Linked DNA regions of Homo sapiens: region 1 is linked to region 2. Evidence: chromatin contacts called from ENCODE Hi-C data. All regions are on one chromosome and are shown on one strand. Each heading gives the region's core, a stretch centred on a gene start or an enhancer-like site at or near the end of the contact. The rest is flanking DNA. Distances are from core to core; before and after follow the strand shown.

Region 1 (2,700 bases), core at 53-2,552, 3.7 Mb after region 2:
GGAGAAATGGATTCGTCAGTAAAACAGCGGTGTGCATAAGTCACACAAAGACCTTTACAAGAACATTTGTAACAGCTCATTTTTTAAATTCTTTAAACATTTTTTTATTTTTAATTTTCGTGGGTAGATGTATATATTTGTGGAGTTCATGAGATATTTTGATACAGGCATACAATGCATAATAATCACATCAGGGTAAATGGGGTACCCATCACCTCAAGCATTTATCTTTTCTTTGTGTTACAAACAATCCAAGTTTGCTTTTAGTTATTTTAAAATGTACAGTAAATTATTGTTGACTATAGCTACCCTGCTGTGTTATCAATAGTAGGTCTTTCTCATTCTAACTGTATTTTGTACCCATTAAACATCCTCACTTCCCCTCCCCAAACCACTACCCTTCTCCACCTCTGGTAACCATCCTTCTACTCTCTGTCTCCACGAGTTCAATTGTTTTAATTTTTAGATCCCACAACTAAGTGAGAACATGCGATGTTTGTCTTTCTGTGCCTGGCTTATTTGACCTAGCATAATGACCTCCAGTTCCTCCCATGTTGTTGCAGATGACAGGATCTCATTCTTTTTGATGGCTGAATAGTACTCTGTTGTGTATATATGTACCACATTTTCTTTATCCATTTGTCTGTTGATTGATCAATAATAGGTCTAAACTGGGAACAACCCAAATGTTCTGGAATGGCTGAATAGATAAGCAATATCTGATATCTCCATACGACAGAATTCTACTCAGCAAGAAAAAGGAACAAAGTACAGATACTTTGTTTTGAGGATAAACCTCAAAAACATGCTAAGTGAAAGAAGCTAGATCCAAACGAGTACATACTGTATGATTCCATTTATGTGAAGTTCAAGAACAGGCAAAACTAATCCGTAGCACGAGAATCCAGAATTACTGTTACCTCTGTTGGAGATGAGAGGGGACACAGTATTGATTGGGAAGTTGCATGGAAGACATTTCTTGAGGAATGGAAATGTTCTATATCTTAATTATGTGTGTGTGCATGTGTGTATATATGTGTGTGTGTATATATATGTATATGTACGTGTGTGTGTATGAAAAATTCATCAGACTATATACTGAAGAAGTACACCTGTTATGGTGTCTAATTTATACCTCAATTAAAAGGAGAAGAAAAGAAAGAACAGGAGTAGGAAGTGGGAAATTAAGCCATCAATAAACCCAACAAAGCACAAAACAAGGCTAGCAGGATCTGCCATGCAGGCTTATCCTCTGCAGTGGGGAGACAGGCAGCTGTAGCGTGGCGCTCCTGTGAATGGAGCCAGTGTTCTGGGCTCAGAGGCCTTGCTTGGCCGCTTCCTGCTGGGGCCTGTTGCAGAGTTCACCCAAGGTTGGTGGGAGGTCGGCTTGACTTGATCTTGTGGCAGGATTGGCTCTAACAGGCCACAGGCTCCTCAGCCACCAGAAACGGTTATCAGACAGTCTTTCTGGGAAGACAGATAATTTTGTAAAAATTACAGGAGCTTTTGCCAACCGCATTTCGGCCTCTTAACTTTCTGGCAGCTGCTTCAGGAGCATCACAGAGCTGGCTGAAACAGTTTCCAGAGCACAACAGAGTGGGCATTAATCCCACAGATTTGCTGCCAAACAGGGAGGAAAAATGGCAACTTAAAAAAAGACAAAGAAATTAGTCGGAGGCTGAGATTGCTTTAATGAAGGGCCAGAATATCTCCCAAAACCACAGCTGAGTTCTGTATTGGGTGCAGTGTCCTATTCTCAGAGGACTTGGCTCTTCTGATTTTCTAAACCATAGATGAGGAAGAAATTATTGTGAACACAGCTCTCGATTTTTCTCCCCTCCCCTTTCCTCTATCCTGCCACATTCCTAGCTCCCACTAACACTGTTATGTTGCTTGGTTGCTCCGTCTACAGTGAGCTACATGTTCAATGAGCAGACATCATTTGTTCCCTTTCATTCAGCCTAGAGTTGTCCCTGCTTCTGTTTGATTCCTCCTGTTGGTCCTGATGGTGTGATGGCAAGTCGGATTTCTCTCTCCCTCTGTTTTTTCCTCCTTCTCTCCCATTTCATGCATTCAACATGTATTTTTCATGCATCTATCCATGAAAAGCTCTATTGTGGACATCTGTGTGGACAATTACTCTTAATAGAACAGTAAGCAAAAATTGTCCATATGCAACCTAAACAAAAATTACTTTATATATATCAGTCTTGCCCCCTCCTCCCTTTCTATGAATACGCGAAGGTGATATAAACTCTAGTTCCCCATACAAGTTGATATGGTTAGGCTGTGTCTCCACTCAAATTTCATCTTGAATTGTAGCTCCCATAATTTCCAAGTGTTGTGGGAGGGACCTGGTGGGAGATAATTGAATCATGGGGGCAGTTTCCCCCATACTGTTCTCATGGTAGTGAATAAATCTCATGAGATCTGATGATTTTATAAGGCGTTTCCCCTTTCATTTGGCTCTCATTCTCTTGTCTGCCACCATGTAAGACATGCCTTTTGCCTTCAGCCGTGATTGTGAGGCCTCTCCAGCCACGTGGAACTGTAAGTCCATTAAACCTCTTTTTCTTTATAAATTACCCAGTCTCAGGTATGTCTTTATCAGCAGAGTGAAAATGGACTAATAATACATAAGTCATGACTCTAAGAAGCAGCATACTATCAAATGGAAATCCAGGAAAAGCAAGCTGCAGA
Region 2 (2,700 bases), core at 200-2,699:
CCACATCCCTACCCCATCCCTAGTATTCTCTTCTTTCCAGCAGGTTAGACAAGTTCAGCCACATTTTGGCTTTCAAGGCTCAAATGGAAGAAAACAAAAATTCCCCAGGGCACGGTGGCCTGAGATGTCTAGATTCACATCCAGAACCCTTTCTGTGGGAAGGGAACTCCTGGCTTCCTTTCATCAGCACTGGCTCACCAAGTCCTGCGTGGCCAGAACTTGGCAGGTTGCCATGGATACCTGGAAGTGCTGTCCCAGCAGACAGCAGAGGCTTGCTGGGGCCAGGAGAATGTGGGGGCACCTGAACTGCTGGCCAGAAAGGCTAGATAAACAGGCCCCCCTGCCACCCTCATTTTGATCAGACCCCCTCCACCAGTCTCCTAAAACAGGGCTTTCCAAACTTTACCGGGCACAGGAATCCCCCTCTCCGCCGACCTAGTTAAAATGCAGATGCTGGCCGGGCGCGGTGGTTCACGCCTGTAATCCCAGCACTCTGGGAGGCCGAGGCGGGTGGATCACAAGGTCAAGAGATCAAGACCATCCTGGTCAACATGGTGAAACCCCGTCTCTACTAAAAATACAAAAAATTAGCTGGGCATGGTGTAGTCCCAGCTACTCAGGAAGCTGAGGCAGGGGAATCGCTTGAACCCAGAAGGTGGAGGTTGCAGTGAGCCAAGATTGTGCCACTGCACTCCAGCCTGGGCGACAGAGTGAGACTCCATCTCAAAAAAAAAAAAAAAAAAAAAAAAGCAGATGCTGATTCAACAGGTCTGGGGCGGGGGGTAGAAGGCGCTGAGATTCTGTTTTCCTAACGAGCTCTCAGGTACTGCTGCTGGTCCACCGGCCACACTGAGTAGCCAGGGCCTAAACTGAGTCCTGGTGGGTTTCAGAAACCTCAGCCAGATTCTGAAGGTCCCATTCCTGGACCCACTGCCTTAGGCCACCACTACCAGCCCTAACCCCAGTGGGAACCTCTTGCCTTCTTGTAGTGGAAGGACTCTCTCCAGTCCGTTTTTGTATCATTCACCATCAACCACTTCAAAGAAAGGAAATCAGCAGCCGGCATTTTGGGGAAACATTTTAAGCTGTCCTGTCCCTTCTCCAGCTCTCCAAGTTATATAATGCGTCCTTGTTGAAAATGCTGATAATGCTGTTTGGGTGGCAGGAAGCCAATTTCAGGCTACATATTGCTTGGGGCTGGGGCTGGGGTCAGGGAACGGGGCAGGGTCTGGGGAAGGTTTAAGGAGAGAAAGGGGCCAGGCAGATGGAGAGAGGACAGGAGGGCCAGGGTGGTCAAGGCCCGGGGATAAAGCCGATTGGTATGTCAGCAAAATCTGTCACTGGCTTTAGTGATTCGAAAGGCAGACACATTCTTTCATCTCTGTTAATCCTCATGTGATACAGAGGATTTTCCTGCCATTAAATCTGGAGAAAGAAAAATAAGCACTCAAACCTGCACAAGTAACTATTCCTCTTCACCCCTTCCTCCCGTCCCCCCACCCCCACCTTTACTTCTCTCTCAAACCATTTTCAGCATCTGTGGCTGCCTGACTTGGGAGATGGATGGGCTGAGGGAGTGGAGGGGGACCTCAGAGGAGCAGGACCAGGGAGACTCCCAGGACGGTAAGCAACATTTGAGGACCATTCACTAACGCTTCTCTGCAGGGGTTTCCTCTCCATCCATTTCCTTGCTGGGTTGTCAGTGATGCCATCTGAGTTGCTGTCAGGGCTGTAGCCTGACAAAGGGTTTCCTAATAGATCCAAACTGTCCATTTGTGGGGAGCTTCTGATTTTCTGTTGTTACTGGTTTCCCTTAGCCCAACACCAGGGTCATTAAGAAGGAAGGAATGTGAGGAAGAAAGAAAGGCAGGGCATTCAGGAAGAAGTGTGGAGGCATGGGAGGGTTCTCATGGGGCCCTCCTGGGCACTGGGTGACCTGTCCTTTCTCCCCTCAGGTAGGGGTCCCACGGCTGGGTGGTCCTAAGCCACTGGGTGGATGAAAGGCCGAGGGATGTTGGTCCTGCTTCTGCATGGTGAGTTCTCCTGCCGGTGGGTGCAAGGGTTGGGAAGAGGGGTGGAAGCCACAGAGCTTCTGCCCAAAGAGTCTTTAAAGTGGCTTCTGGGACAGCGGTATCTGGACACTTCTGATCAGGTTTCACTGACCCTGTGATCGTGGGGGAGGGGATAGAGAAAGCAAGAAAACAGCAGGTGGTGGGGATTTTTGTTTCCTAAAAACAAAACTCCTGAGCCGAATATATGAAATAGTCCTCTTGGTGATTTTCTTATTCTAATTTCAGATATGAATTCATTGGTGTGATAACCAAAAGCTACAGTGCTACAGTGTTTTTTTGTTTTGTTTTGTTTTTGGAGATGGAGTCTCGCTCTGTCACCCAGGCTGGAGTACAGTGGTGCGACCTCGGCACACTGCAAGCTCCGCCTCCCGGGTTCACGCCATTCTCCTGCCTCAGCCTCCCGAGTAGCTGGGAGTACAGGTGCCCGCCACCACGCCTGGCTAATTTTTTGTATTTTTAGTAGAGACGGGGTTTCACCATGTTAGCCAGGATGGTCTCGATCTCCTGACCTCGTGATCTGCCCGCCTCGGCCTCCCAAAGTGCTGGGATTACAGGCGTGAGCCACCGTACGGTGGTTTTTTCTTTTCTTTTCTTTTCTTTTTTTTTTTTTTTGAGACAGAGTCTCACT

The links. A loop is a pair of places that touch in the nucleus more often than their neighbours do. Pooled maps may share reads with other maps.
Region 1: a map of psoas muscle shows a loop between it and region 2 (7-fold over the local background). The contact joins the enhancer-like site here to the promoter of NYX in region 2. A Hi-C loop is called at or near these places in 1 of 168 maps with a recorded cell type or tissue (psoas muscle) and 3 of 50 pooled maps.

Annotation. Positions count from the first base shown.
Region 1 is chrX:45,133,074-45,135,773 of GRCh38, forward strand. No RefSeq gene overlaps it. Among named protein-coding and RNA genes, the nearest start is that of DIPK2B, 66 kb to the right of the region's middle. Within about 2 kb of position 1,303, at least 5 of the 41 ENCODE cell types and tissues checked have a DNase peak (open chromatin) inside an H3K27ac peak, as active enhancers do.
Region 2 is chrX:41,445,894-41,448,593 of GRCh38, forward strand. NYX (nyctalopin) reads left to right here and starts at 1,450. Exons shown (of 3, transcript NM_001378477.3): 1 at 1,450-1,623; 2 at 1,956-2,033. The coding sequence starts at 2,012.